2 separate regions of the Homo sapiens genome follow, and region 2 is linked to region 1. Evidence: chromatin contacts called from ENCODE Hi-C data. All regions are on one chromosome and are shown on one strand. The core of a region is the stretch at or near the end of the contact, and the rest is flanking DNA. Distances in the headings are between cores, read along the strand shown.

Evidence for each region. A loop is a pair of places that touch in the nucleus more often than their neighbours do. Pooled maps may share reads with other maps.
Region 2: a map with no recorded cell type shows a loop between it and region 1 (7-fold over the local background). The contact joins two enhancer-like sites. A Hi-C loop is called at or near these places in 2 of 37 single-sample maps with no recorded cell type and 1 of 50 pooled maps.

The regions. Positions count from the first base shown.
Region 1 is chr11:128,714,956-128,722,600 of GRCh38, forward strand. All of the region lies in intron 1 of FLI1 (Fli-1 proto-oncogene, ETS transcription factor), which reads left to right. Among named protein-coding and RNA genes, the nearest start is that of SENCR, 23 kb to the left of the region's middle. RefSeq lists enhancers at 652-1,177, 1,117-1,276, 2,217-2,316, 2,985-3,504, 4,023-4,232. Within about 2 kb of position 2,801, at least 13 of the 41 ENCODE cell types and tissues checked have a DNase peak (open chromatin) inside an H3K27ac peak, as active enhancers do.
Region 2 is chr11:131,885,384-131,893,028 of GRCh38, forward strand. All of the region lies in intron 1 of NTM (neurotrimin), which reads left to right. The region is part of intron 1 of NTM-AS3 (NTM antisense RNA 3); the gene reads right to left. Among named protein-coding and RNA genes, the nearest start is that of NTM-AS3, 8.1 kb to the right of the region's middle. RefSeq lists enhancers at 3,470-4,363, 7,543-7,645. Within about 2 kb of position 3,093, at least 7 of the 41 ENCODE cell types and tissues checked have a DNase peak (open chromatin) inside an H3K27ac peak, as active enhancers do.

The DNA of each region.
Region 1 (7,645 bases), core at 1,551-4,050:
CTCAGCCTCCCAAAGTGCTGGGATGACAGGGGTGAGCTACCGCACCCGGCCCTTGAAGGCATTTTAGCACTTGACTTCCACCACAGCCCCAAGGAATCCATCTATCATGACTCGCACGCACCCAGTGAGAAGAACCAAGACATACGAAACTCAAGTGACTTGCCAAAAGTTGTGCAGCTAGCAGGTTCTGTCTGATACCAAAGACTTTACTCACTGCATATGTGAAATATTTTGAGATTTTCAGAATAAGAGCTCAGGGTTGCTAAGTGATTAAACATATACAATTAATTATTCCTGCCCTGGAAGACAAGAGTGTTACCATTAGCAGAAGTTTATTTTTGCAATTCCTCTGGCCTTCTGGTGTTCCCACATGCCTCCACCCCTTTTCCTAACGTATTGCTTGCCTGTTGTTTAAAGAAAACAAAAATTTATTCTCAAACTTGTCCAAATAGAAATGAATTGCATTAAAAATAGTGAAAGCCATGGTGAAGGACTGAAAAAGTTGAGGAGTCAATGACATTTGCAGAGCCCCTGCTGTGCAACTTCCATGGGACTACCAGGACCGAGGCTATATTTTATTAATAAGATCTCAATTTGTAAGGGTCATTTTATTATCTCCGTATCCCCCATCCCACCTCATTTAGTTGGATGATCTAGAGAGAAAACAGCATTTCTACCTTCTTGCAATGGAAACAATAGGCTTTGCTTGTGCCACTTTTATTTTCCCACTGGGGAATCTGAGAGATGACCTGATTGAATTCCACCCGTAAAGGTCATGCTTTGAATTCAAGGCAGAGGAAAAAAAATGAAGAAAACATTTTGCAATGATACCCCACGAGTCCTGAGCATGCTGGGGCCTCTCCTGGTTGCATTGTGGTCTGCTGATAAGGATAACATTAATGACAAGTGGAACATTTCCAGGACAAAGGAAATTCCCTGTTGTATTGTTTAAAGGAAGCCACCATCCACTAAGGAGAGCAAGGTTTGTGATGTAGGCACAGATTTCCCTGCAGGAGAGGCAGGGAGAGCTGCCAAGCTGCCTGTGAGTATGCCTGTCCTTAATTTCATCTGGGGAAGCATTTGCATGGTTAGAAGTCAATAAGGGGTCATGGCAGTTTATGGCATTGGTAGGGTTAGGAGCCAGACTGTTAGAAATGGAGGCACATTGGCTGGGGGAGTAAAAAGCCTGATTCATACAATGCAGCCCATTTAGGAATCATAGCAAAAGCACCAGGAGATTTAGAGAAGTTGATCTGGTTTTGAGTTTAAATTCTGGACCTCCTTCTCTCCCCACCCCCTCCAAGCCAAAATGTCAGAAAAGGGCCTGGTTTCCCTTTATGGAGTGCAAAATAAACAGATCCTCAGCAGCAGGAGAGGGGCCCAGTTCCCCAGCCCATAATGCCAGAGCTGGGGGTGGGGGTGCTGTGGGGAAAAGCAGTTATTCTTCTGTCTGGTTAGTATTTGGCATTGACTTTCATTTTCTCCAACCTCTGTTTTCTAGAAGCCTGCCTGTACGGGAAGTACAGGAATAAAGAGAAGCTGATCGTGGGGGTTTTCTTGCCAGACTTCAAAGGAGGTGGATTTTTGATTTTTGATAGTTTGGAGAGCTAGTTCCAAAAGTAAAAGCTGCTTTGGGGACTTGAACCTAGACACTGGGATCTTAGCCGTGTGCCCATCAGAGCCGCTGCTCTGCTCCTGATGGAATGGAGTGCTCTGGGCTTCCCACTCTCCTCTCCCAGTCCAGGAGGGCTGGAGCTCTGGGCATCTCAGGGTCAGCTGCGGTGAGCCTGGCCACAGGGCTCTGCATTCCTTCTGGGCTTTGCTTGGTTTGAGTGGGTGTGACCGCCAGTTTACTCTGGAGAAAACTGAGACAAAGAGTCTAAATTGGGCAGGATCTTGAATCTAATGACTTGTTTACAGACCCTGTACTTTTTCCAGTGCAGGGAGGAGGAAGAAGGCAGGGCATGCTCGTCACTGTGGGCATGGGCACATTGCTGTTTTCATCCTAAGGAGGTAGGACAGCTTCAGAAAGCAGCAGGGCATCTGCCTGGCAGCCAGCAGGCAAAGTGGCATGCTGTGTAATTTTCCAAGGTAGGGAGGAAGCAGTGGCGGCTTCTGCTTGGTCCTACCGGCTTGGCTTCCGGGGCACACGCTGCTCTGGGGAGAATGCCTGACCCTGCCACATGAAAGGCCTTGCTTCCTCCCACTTCAGCTTCAAGCGATGGGGAGATTACCCTCCTCACCCCTGCTCCAAGTGCATCACAACCCAGAGCACCCAGCCAAGAATGCACACCTGTGATGGGGCTAAGGAGGCCTCACTGGACCTGTGTAAGGAGAGAGGAGATTCCCAGGAGGACCTCACTAATAGAAAAGCACACGCATGATGGTTTTGCTATCGTGTGACATTTATTTCATACTTGCTACCTGTAAGAAATTCCTTGAAAACGAAATAGTATATGGCAAGATTTAAGGACTTGCTCTTCCAGATTCTGGAGGTCCTTCTGGAGCCCAGGGATGCTGTTTCTAAGGCATGTAGGTGCTGAGGGTCTACCCCAAAGGGCAGTTTGGGACTGCAGGGCAGGCAGGAAGTGCCTTTGTTTGTGTGCATGCCAGGCGGTTTATAAACATCCCCTTTACTTCCCTTGCCAACCCAGGAGTATATATTGCAATTACCACATTCTGATGAGGAAACTGAGGCTCAGAGAAGTTAAATCATTCACTCCAGGCCATACATCTGCTAAATGTGTCATGCTACATCCACTTTGCACCTAGTTTGAACAGGTTTACAAAGCAAGTCAGTAACCCCTGCATGCCTGGGTGCCTGAAGTTGAAAAGGGGTGGCTCTAAGATGTGGTCTACTACCTCTCCTGGACTGTTGCAGTTGGGTGTGGCTGATTTGAAATTGTGCTTCAAAAGAATGAGTTCTAGTCCCTGAATAGAGGAGCTCACACCACAGTGCACTGTAGATCTTTGTGATCCAGAAGTCCTCCAGATGTTCCCAAAAGGATCTCTAAGGTGTTGCTGGGGATGTTGTGTGTATAGGGAGTGTTCCCTTGGGGGCCTCTGAGCCCTCCTGGCAGAGAAGCCTCATAGATAATGGCATCCCCAGAAAACTCTACACTTGGAATGGGACCCAAATTAAATACAGCACCAGCAAGACTAACTGAGCCACTACCTGGAATATGTCAAGATACAGCAACTAACACTTACTTTATGTTTGTCATTTGCAAACCCTATCATGTCCGTTAATCCATTCAAATGCTGAGAGGTAGGCAGGGCAGCTATTATGATTCAAAAAAGAGGCCACATCTTTGTGGATTTGGGTTCTAATCCCAGCTCCTGCCGTCACTAGATGTGTGTGGTCTGAGCAAATCCTTCCACTTCTCCTAACCTTAGTTTCCTCATCTGCAACATGAGAAACTTGCTTTCCAAAGTGCCTCAAGCTATGGGAGTGGGGATACGGGAATGAGTCTCCCCAACATTCAGAGGCTCCCCCAGAGCTGGCAGCCCAAGGCACACCACTAAGTGCCACTGCCTTCTCCTCCCCTCTGCTGGCCGGATACTGACCAATGGAGAAACCAGGACTGGGGCGGGAAGGAGTAGGTGGTAAGATTCTTTTTCACTTGTTTCCTGCACCTGGAGACAACAGCAAGACCATTATTTGGATGAGTTATTGTTTAGAGTTTTGTTTGTTTTGGTTTGGGTTTTTTTAGCTTTATGAAAAGAAATGCCTATTTTTCAAATTTCAATTGTTCCTTTCTACTGCCTGTCCAAGCTCACTACTTTTCAAGAGGCCAATCCCTGGGTAAATCTTAGTGAATAGCAGTCGACTGTGTTATTTATCTGTGCCCCATGCTGGAGGTGCAGACTCGGTGAGACCAGCAGAGCAGCTGAGGTTAGACTCAGTGGAAAATCCAGAAGTGCAGATGTGGATCCAAATTGGGCTGAAAAAATCTCATGAGATCAGGCTTTCTTGGACTTCCTGCTTTTAGCCTAAGCACTATGTTCAACATAAACGAACTTTCGGTATTTTGAAACTTCCGTTTCTGATCTCAGAACCTGGAAGTAAAGAGCTGTTGTGAACATTTCCACAAATTTTGTCATGGTTATTCTGGAGGCAGAGTTGAACCCTGTAATTACGGAGCTTTGGGACTCACTACACCCACAGTGGCCTGCCTGGATTGCAGTATGGGAGAGGGGAAGGCATTTTGGTGGAGAGTCCAGGCTTTGGAGACAGGCAGGACCCTGTTCAAATTCTAGCTCTGCCATTTCCGGCCATGTGACTGGACCTGTCAGAGTCTCAGTTTCCTCATCAGTTAGATTAAAAAAAAAAAAAACAGTTCGTAATGTTGTGAGGACAAAATGGTCTGCGTGTGTGTGTACTCTTTCTCCCCTTTTCCCGTGTGTGTGTGTGTGTGTGTGTGTGTGTGTGTGTGTGTGTAAAATCTGTAATATTTATTTACTTATAGCTTGAATAAGTTCCCCTGGGAGTCTCAGGCTGCCTGCCTCTGATAGATGTGACATTGTGAAGTTGCTGAAATCCACCTAATTAGCTGTCAAAGAGTGCATTATACAAAGACAGCGAGGGCTCTGCATTCAGTCTAAGCTCTAAGGACTGGCACGATCTCTGGTGGACTTGAAGGGCAACGGAGACTTACTGCAAATTTTGGGAGCTGAATTACATTCATCCCGTCTACTCATGTTTCTGGGGCCTCATTTGCTTTCCTGGGACAAGCAAGGGCAAGGCGCTGGGCAGGTCAGTGCTGTGAGAAAGCAAGGTGCTCCAGCAGCATGGAGTCACCGGCTGAAATGGACAAGAGCTATGCAGGGCAAGGAAAAAGGGAGGAGAGGGAGTCAGGGCCATGGGAGACAAGGGACATGGAAAACCCACCCAAGGCTGCTGAGAAACAGGACTAAGTTAGTAAGCCCATCCTGCAGGTGCTACTACTTCTTCTCTGTTTCTTGGCTTACTTTTTTTTAAAACTCATTACGTGCATCGTTTAAGTTCTTTAAAATAATGATTGCAGAAGTGTCACTTCATCCTTGTATAAAATTTAAAACGTATAGAAAATTTCAAAATAAGAATGTAAAAGCACGCATAGTCTCACAATACAGAAAGCAGCCGATTCATATTTTGGTGCCCTTCCTTCCGGTCTTTATAATGCAAATATATAGACATATATGTATTATTTTATCTAGCCAGAATCATATTGCTTTGTAACCTCCTTTTATTCTCTTTATATTAAATTACGGCCATGTTCCTGTATCATTAAATATTACACTATATCACTACTTCTGATGGAAGTACAGCAAACCACTAAACACGGAAGTCAAGTCCTGGGCTCTGGAATAGTATATATTATTTTAGTTATGCCCAGCTTCTGGACCTGGGATGGCATTTTGTAACAGACGCAGCCTTATCTCTTTTGTATTTTCATAAAATCTTCAGTATAGGCTCTAAAAAGGAGCCCACGTGAAATGCTGAAAAGACGATGTTTAAAAAGTCACAAAGTCCCCCTAGAGTCATAAAACCAGAAACACTGGGGGGTGGGGAGGCCAAGCCGGGCCTTCGCTCACCTCCTTGTGCCTCTTAATGCAGCCCAGATGGAAGCCCGTCCAAGACCGGATTGCAGGCAAGCCCAGGGCCCGATCTGATAGCACAAAGACACCCACAACTCTGAATTTCCTGCTACCAGGAGGCCTCTTTTTGCATAGGCTGTCTGATTTACACATACGTGGAAAGCAGCCACTAATAATAGAAGGGTTGCCTCTTTTCTTCCGTTGTCAGACTCCGCGGGCCCTGCTCAGTGACTCCCGCGTCTCCAAGCAGCTGCCTGCCTCTCTTTCTGCCCCTCACAGCAACAGGGTCAGCCGGGCTCCTTGTAAGAAAGAGGCCAGGCCCTCTGCGCCTTCTCTGTGTGTGGCGGAGGTGGGGAAGGTGCTTTCTGAGGGCTCTTTGTCTGGCGAGCAAGCCGGACCTCTGTGCAACAGAAGCCGCCTCTGGCCACCCCCGGCCCTTCCCCCTCCACCCAGTCAAGTTCTGCACAGCCAGTGTTTTCTCCTCCAGCCCCAGCTAACCTGAGCTCTCTCAACTAATCCAGAGAAGCTTCTGGAGAATCTGTCCTTGCCAACTAGGGGCTGGCAAGTTCGTGAGAGAGAATTAATTCTCTGTGAGCCCCTTAAGACTAGTAACTATGTGGAGCTCACCCCTGTAGGATGCACCACAGACAGCTGGAATGGTCAAGCCCTTCAGGGATGCCTTCTTCTGCTGCCTTGATTCACATGGTGCCATCCACTCAATCATTCATTCATTCCGCCAGCCTGTACTTGGCACCTCCTATTCTCAGCACGGTGTAGAATATAGGGATGGAAGAATGGAGGCGAAGACAGACGAGGTCCCTGCTGTCACAGAAGAAACAAAGAATAAAAAGAGAAGAAACTAGAATTGAAGAGTCTGTGGTGGGGATTGCAGGGGAGATGCCTGTCAAGTTATAAAAGGCCCTAATACATTTTTGCTTTATGTTTGAAATTGTGACCCTGTCCTTAGCCTATTCCCAACCAGCCTCAAGCATGGTTCAGTCTCACAGTCCAGCTGCTGAGCTGTAGAGAGACCATCTCTTTATACAAGATCAATTATGGGTGCAAGAGCATGCCTGGCTCAAGCACACAGACCCACAGACCCTTGTGGTCAGGGAGTTCCTACATGAACCCAAACCTTTGGGGGCTGGGATGTTTACTCTTGGCACTCTGGGATTTCCTGTTTCTAAGAAAATGGGCCTAGATGCTCAGCTACATTAACCAAACAACATGTTGACACAAATGAATCTGAAGCTTGCCCGCTCCAGGCTCTCTAGAAGGTCAGGTTTGGGAATGAAGGCATTTGGGTGACTTTCCAAACTCTGAATCCCAAGCCCAGTGACTCAGGCCAGGTATTAATTTGAGGGATCTGCTTCCCTCCTCTTCCTGCCTAAGAAGGCCCCACTAAGTGGCTAGAGTCAGAGGCTCCCTGGTCATCTTGAGTAGTGGGAATGCTTCTCCTGTCTGTCTGCAGCTGGTCTTAGAGGGAGGCAGCCCAGGTAGTATGGTAGGATGCTCCAAAAGACCCACCCCGCAGAAACCTCCATCACGTTTCTGTCTGCCTGAAATCCTTGCCATGGGTTCACTCCTTTGAACGTCCAGGAGGTTCATGTAAAAATGTAAAAGTTACCCCCTGACGTGACTTAACCATATGACATTTGACACACGACTATATGACATTTACTATATGGCTGAGCCTAGCAAGGTCCTGGGAATATGGAAAACCTGAAACATTTTGACAGGGTATGGAGGAGAGGAAGGGGAGAAAGCAGAGGAAAAGCTGACAAGGTCAAGGGATGCTTCTCGGAGAAGGGAGAAGGGCAGGAGGAGGATGTTCAGGCAAGGAGCAGAGCAGCCTGGAGATGCCAGTTTGGTGATTATGGACACCTTGGCTGCTTAGCCAGAGGTGGCCCTCACAATGCCATTCCTGCTGTGCCCACTGCCCAGAGTGCCAGCAAACACTGCAGGATTTGCTTGCTCAGACTTCAGGCAATGCAGCTTTGTCTGCTGGGGAGAATCTTACCATTTTTAACCTGTATTTGAACCAAGAGATTTGCGTGACCTCCAC
Region 2 (7,645 bases), core at 1,843-4,342, 3.2 Mb after region 1:
GCAGGTGGGGGCCCCGTGGAGAGCCAGCTGACACATAAAAATGGCCTTTTGCATTTCTGCTGACATGTCGTCTGTATCTGATGGAGCAACGTCTTCATTATGAAATTAGATGAAAATCCCGATGCACAGGCTAATAGCATCCCACGCTCTTCCTCAGGGGCTGAGCAGCAGAAACTGCAAGAGCAAGGAGCAGAGCCAGAGCCTGCCCCCACCCCATCCAATTCCATTTTCATACCCACCTGTCATCTCCCCACAAACGTCATTAGTTCACAGAGGGGAAGGAGTCTCATTGCATTATCAGCCACCACAACAAAGGAGCTTTTTGTACTGAGGCCGCGGTTGAATTATGGAATAACTAGATACATTTGATACAAGAGGCTCCCTGATGGGACAGGGCTCCCTGGGGCCCAGGTTCCTTATCTCCAGTGCAAGTGTGAGCAGACTTTCTGCTTAGGAAGGCTGCACATGGTGGCCACTGAAGACCAGAGAGGTGTAGTTGATGAGACAGCAAGGTACGAGAAAGTGGGGTACGTCACTCTGATTTCTGCCTTGGAAGGCTCTTGGGTTCATTCTTTTCCACCCAGGGAGAAAGAAAGTGGATTAATACCTGGAAGATTAAGCACCTGACTCCCTGCCTTTCCTTCAATCTCCTAGTTTTCCCAAGAGACCCCTCTCTTCCCCACCAGCCCTGCCAACCAGTACAGTTTCAACCTTGCCGTTCTCTGAGGGCAAGCCAGGCACAAGCAAGGCTCAGTGAAGCCAGTGCCTGAGTTTGATTTAATCCTGTCCAGTTCACTCTGTCCTGGTTAAATGCTTTCTAGCCATCCTTCCCTGCCATGCATCTGTTTGTAATGGTTCACGCCATGAAAACCACCAGCTTCTATTTAATAAAACCAAGCCCCCACACTCCCACTGGCAATGGAAGGGCCTTGGACCTCCTGGCTGTCTCTAATTCCTGTGGCTTCATCCTCCTCAATGAAATTCTCTGCCCAGGCAGGCTGTGGAGGAGACTGCCTTGGCTTGGGAGCCTCTTCCCCGTTCCCCACCTGGGGATGCAATGGTTTTGCTGGGGCAGCAGTTCATTATCCAGTCCTGAGTTGAGTCACTTTTGCTCATATTTGCACTCTACCTCTAAAAAGATCCCTTCTAACTGGGTCTGAGGCACGCCTCTTGTGTTTATAGAGTAAACTGTCCATTTGGTGGCTGCTGTCTTGCTAACTCGGCAGGGATTGCTGTTTGCTTGTGTCTCCTTCTGTTTCCCAGGTGCAGGGCTACACTAGAGATTCAGGTGAGATCCCTGCAGAGGCCAGGGAGCTTGAGGGAGCTTTCCTACAAAGCTCTGACCATTACCCTGGTAAGATGACAGAGCCAAGCTTTGCTAACGATGTTTCTGTGCTTTTTAGCAGGGAGGAAGGGACGCTGTGTCTCCATACATCCCTGAGGAAGGGCTTGCTGGTCTTTATCTGTCCCGCTGGGATGATACTAAGACCTCTCATTGATAGAGTGCCTACTGTGCGTTAGGCACTGTTCTGTGCATTGTCTCATTTAATCCTCATAGTAGCTCCGCAAGCGAGCACTACCATTCTCATTTTACACCTTGTCTAAGGTCAAATAGGCAGCTGGTAAAACCCCCATCAGTATAGCTCTAAAGCCCCTGATGAATAAGTTCTGGAGAAGTAACGTACAGCATGATGACTACAGTTGATAACAATGTATTGTACACTTGAAATGTTCTAACAGATTAGATTGTAAGTATTTTTGTCACACACACCAAAAAGAGGTAACTATGTGATGTGATGGATATGTTAATTAGCTTAATTGTGGCAATCACTTCACAATGCATACTTACATCAAAACATCATGTTGTACACCTTGAATATATACAGTTTTATTTGTCAATTATATCTCAATAAAGCTGAAGAAAATGAAAAGACTGAGTGCCTGGGAACAAAAACAAAAACAAAACAGGAAATTCAGTGAATCCTGATTTCTAACACAATGAAACCCAAACTGTCTAGCGAGCCTTGTGGGCTTCTTTCTGGCTTCTTCTCCTGCCATTCTTCAGGCACAAGTCACTTTTCACTGTGTCTTACCAAACAGGCCAAGATGCCTTAAACCTCAGCTTCTTTGTTCTTTCTGTTGTGTGCTACAAATTATCTGATTCCGCTCTCCAATTGGTAACTTCCTACCAATTCTAAAAAAACTACAGATCCATCTCTTCTGCTAAGTGTTCCCAAATCCTTTGATCCTTAGATGGACTCATCTTCAAAATTTCAGACTTGTTAGATGCCACTCTCTTTGCTCCCATCGCACTGTAGGTAATGTGTATACACATCTATCTTCCCCATTAAGTTATGAGCCACCAGAATGCAAGCACAGGACCTCCTACTGCACTGTTGTCCTTGTATCTAGTTCAGTATTTGCTATATTGTGGTGGCTTATCAGATGATTATGATAGCACTGTTCTAGGCACTTTATATGAAGAAGGTACTATTATTGTCATCTTCAGTTTACAGATGAGAAAACCAAGGCAAGAAGAGAGTAACTTGCCACATTAATCCCTTTAGTAAGTGAAGGAGCCATGATTGAAATCTCAGCTTCTGGCTTCAGTGCCTATACTTTGAGTTGCTACTCAAAACTGCTTTCCAGTAAAATATTTGGTTAAAGAATATTTTACGAGGCCAAGCTGGGTGGATAACCTGAAATTAGGACTTCGAGACCAGCCTGATTAATATGGTGAAACCCTGTCTCTACTAAAAATACAAAACTTAGCCAAGCATGGTGGCGTGCGCCTGTGGTTTCAGCTACTCGGGAGGCTGAGGCAGGAGAATCGCTTGAACCCGGGAGGTGGAGGTTGCAGTGAGCTGAGATTGCACCACTACACTCCAGCCTCGGCGACAGAGTGAGACTCGATCTCAAAAAAACAAAAAAAGAATGAATGAGACCATGGATACCACCCGGCCTGTTTTGGAGAGGGCATTTCACACTGCGGAGAAATGCGTCGTTCATTCCCCTCCAGCTCATGACTCATTTTGACCCATCTGCCAGCCCGGATCTCCTGCCTTAGGAAGTGAGCTTGGCACAGGTGAGGGCTGTTCTCCTTTCGGTTCAGCCCCAGGTTTGGTTCCTTCAGGTCAAAGGTCACTGCAGCATCCCGAGACAGGTCTCTTGTGGTACCTGCCTTCCCACTCTTTCTCCCTCCTCCTTCCACTTCCTTGTCGCAGATGTAAAATCCTCACAGCCATCTCTGACGCTGCTAACCACAGGCATTCAGGAACAGTCTTGCTCCAAATCCTGCCTCCTATTTTCATATTTCCTGTGGCGTCTTATAGAAATAGCAGAACAATTGCTCATCCACAGGGGGTAAAGGGAGCAGGATTTTATATAATTAAATTTTAAAGTGACAAGTTTTTCCAGCCTGTGGGGTAGGTAGAGGGAAGGGGAGATGAGATGAAGACCTCCTGCATTTAAAGAGGAGCCTGGTCTCGGCATCGGCGACATAGAATCTAGCTTTATTCCTCTTTATTTTTTTTTTTTTTATTTTACCAGTGACAAGGACCGTGGACATAATTTGTACCTTCGGTGCAGCCTCTCTTTTCATTGAGCTGCAGCAGCATTGAGTGCTAAATGAGTCCCTTGTCAAAGGCTGCTTGGAGTCACCCACTTCCAAAGGGAGCGTCCGGATTTTAGGAAGTGTTGGTAATTTATTTCCATCTCCTGCACCAGTGCAAGAGAAAATAAAATGATGGTTCATCTCCCAAAAGGAACATTCTTAACATGATAAGGGACAGAGATCAGAAACATCTGTCTGTAGCAAGCAGGCCTGGAGTTTCCCCATAAACACAGGTTTCCATGCAAACCAAACAAAGGAGCATAAGATACAGGCCAGGCAGATTCCACTTCAGCTCCCAGATTGAAGTAAGTCTCACAGCCTCCTTCCTTTTAAGGTAGGGGACCAGAGGGCCAGCCTGGGCTCTGATGGCCACACCCCAGCCCATACCCCCAGCCAGGCTGGCCTCACACATCACGCCTGAGTGCACAGCACACACCACTCTCCAGCCATTTGTTCCTTTGATGTGTGCTAAGCAAAACATAATTACCCACTTTGTCATATTGCATGTGACTTTGACGGCCCAGTGTGTGGGCCTTTAAAAAAAAATACATTAGAAGGTCCTCAAGGGAAAACAGTGCTCCTTTTAGGGTTTGTTTCAGGACTTCCACAAGGTTCTAAACAACAGACTCAGTGGAGCCTGTTTGCCTAGTAAGGAGTAGGGACTTTGTCCTCACCGCCTGTCACTTACAAATAGAGAGAAAGGAGAGAATACGAACAACAGAGTGGGAAGTGCAAAGAGAGGCACATCTGAGGTTTTCATGAAGAAACTGGGGGAAGGAAAGTACAGGAACCCAAGAGGCATGGAGCACTGTAGCGCCCCTCTTTTGCATGAGGGATCAGTAGCATCCCTCTTTTGCATGATAAATTGTTTCCAAAACCAAAGATGGATGTCTCTGCAGGAACCCTCTCCCTCCACCTTCAGAAACTTCCTACTTAGGCATGCATTTAGCTCCTTTCCCAAATCCCTTGTATTCAAAGTCTCATTTCTCTTGTTCACAGAGACTCCTCCTTCTCAGCCCACCCAAAGCTCATCTCTCCAGCAGTGCACTCCTCCCTGACCCAATTCTCTGCTCCAAAGGAAGGCACCTGGCTACTTTAAGATAGCAGAAATATGCACAGCACACACAGGCCCTCTCTCTCCCTCTCTCTCTCTCTCTCTGTCTCTCTCTCTCTCTCTCTCTGTCTCTCTCTCTCTCTCACACACACACACACATATCCACCTCACCCCTGACCCTCAGAGACTTCCCCTCTTTGTAGAGACACACACCATACCCCCTGGAAACAGAGCTTTCTAAACACATTCTGAATCTACAAATGCTGCTAGGGCTCAGGCTGTGAGGTTCCTTAAATGTGAAGTCTGCTCATGACTGCAATTAATTGGCATTGCTGTGCTAATGGTAAGGCAGCCTCCTGTAATAACCACCAGCAGCCTGCTGAGTGCAGGGGGAGACAGTGGTAGGAGCTGAGCCCTGTGCGTTGTTTACAGTAGAGGAGACGAGGAAACTCATGAGCGCTCTCCTTTTTTGTAAGGCAAAGTTTCACAATTGGTTGGTATTAGCAATTTTCAATCATCTTTTATTAGTGCTAGATTGATTTTCTGGGTTTTTTTTCTAATGTATGAAAGCAGAATTCTCTGAACAACTTTCATCCCTGGTCAGCTGATTAAAAATAGCACCACTACCCAGTTGCTTATCAAGAAGCTCAGAACGAGCTCCTCGTGAAAAGCTCTTTGGATGGGAACAGATACTGTGTGCTGCTGATGGTGCCACCCGGACGCATGCTAAGTGAGATGGTTATCTCTGGGATGAGGTTGACTTGAGGATCCCCTACTCATTGTCTGTGTCTCTGGCAGAACCACTTTTGACAGTGGGATGGCAGGTCTAGGGGATTTGTCAGAATCATTCATTCCTTCAACCTTTTCTGTCCTCATTCTGGGCAAGCACGTCCCTGATTTCAGGGTGCAAATGAATTCCAGCTCTCCTCTAGCCTAGCGAGAGGAGAATGTGCGAATTTGTTTAGACTATGTCAGCTCTCTAGGGCTCATTTCCTCATCTACAACATGGGCACATTGATTTAGATGACTTCTATGAGTCTTTTCATCTATCAAGTAAATTGGTCTAATAAAAAGACTAAGGTCTTAGAAACAAGCTAATCCCTTGTAGGGAGGATACCATATGTTGACACCCAACTATATCAGAAGGCAGTGTGTTCAATGTGCTATAGGAGACACAAAACATTACAGGCATTCAGAAGAGAGAGATCCCTTCTCACTGGGACGACCAAAAGACAGGACTCCATGGAAGGGTTGCGGGGGCAGTCAGTCGAAGCGTGTCTTGAGGGGTGAATAGTGTTGATTGACAGAGATCGAGATGAGGTATAAGACAGGGTTGACCACAAGTTGGGGAAAGCACTTGGGAAGATGCTGTCCAGAAGTATGGGGAATCTAAATGGTGTGGTGACTTGACTTCCAAAAAAAGAGGCCTTTTCAAAAAGAAGAAGCACATTTCACGGGGCCACACGCTGCCAAGAGATCAAGGAGTTTAGCCATGACATCCTGAGCAAGCAGCTCTCCAGATGCATAGCAGGCCTCTGGTTCCCCGAGGACTCTGCCCACTCCACCAGTGGCCACTGGAAAGCACCCCACAGGGCTCTCTGCGGTGGGAGTTGTGTCACTGGTCCTTGAGCCTGGCAGTGTCTATAAATCCCATGTATTTTTCTGTGGACAACAAATGCTGCCTTTTCTGATATTCAGAAGTGAGATAAATGGCAGGCCTGTTACATTGCTCAGACATTTTGGACTTTCTTTCTCTCTCTTTTACATGTCCCATTTTTTCACTGGGCCTAATTCTTGACAATGGTTCTGATTCTCATTCGTCTGCTCCTGAATCATAGTCTTCCTTTTGCCCTTTGTAAATTATCTCTGTTATCCTATCTAAACACTTCTTACTCTCTAAAATGAGCCACAGCCTAGGGAGTATTTCTCAAGGAGAGAGGGTAGCTTCTTGTATTTATTAAGCTACAGCCCAGTAAAATACACTGATTTGGAGTTAGACGACTAAATTTGAAACCAAGGTCTTCCACATTCCACTATGGGAACTTTGTCAGCTGCTCCTCTTCTTCCTCCTCCCCTTCTCCTCTTCCTCCTCCTCTTTCTTCTTCTTCTTTCCTCCTCCTTCTCCTCCGCCTTCTTCTTCTTCCCATTTAAGGCTTGGTTCACTCATCTGTCAAATGGGACATGGTTCTGCTAGACAGGGTAGCTGGGTGAGAATTACATTACATGATAAAGTATAATTTATTCCGCAAATCTAACATTTTGATATCAATTATGGTTATTGTAACCGTGCAAAGAGAGAGAATCTTTCTCATTCTCAAAAGTTTATCAACCATTTCATGAACAAAGTAATGCGTGTGAATTACAATTGTGTGCACATAGTGCATCACTCCTCTCAGCTGTGTGTAATTTCCTTTGTTGTCAGGAAGCCCTGGCTGATTTCTAATTTAAAAGTAAGGCATGCAGTGCTTTGCCCCCTACTTTTCTCTGTGTATTTTCTACTAGATGTGGGGTGCCCCCAGTGCCTCTAATGAGCATTTGACTGCATTGTCGGCATGGTGCGGGATGGCCACATGCTGCCCTCTTGTTAACAGACTTGAGGGTGGAGGAAATTTAAAGACGCTGCTGCCTCCAAGCTCATCAGGTTCTCCTGTCAAGGAGCAGGTGACACTGTGGACTGGGCAAGAGGGGTAGCCATAGCTTTGACCTTGCCCAGGCCAGCCCGGCATCCCCAAAGAGCCAGAGCTCCTCCTGACAAGAATCCACTGTGAAGCGGGGCATCTCATTGCAGAAGGCCCCACAGCAGGGCCACCTCAGCATTTCAGCTTCCAGACAGAAAACTCTTCTCCTGCAGCCTGCTGTTCTTCCCTGGGAACAGCCTTGGCATACCCTTTCTCTCCCTTACAGCAGAGCTCTGAGTGTCACTTATGGAGCTAAGAAGTCACTTTGGACTTTGAGCTCTTGTTGGGGGATTCTACCTT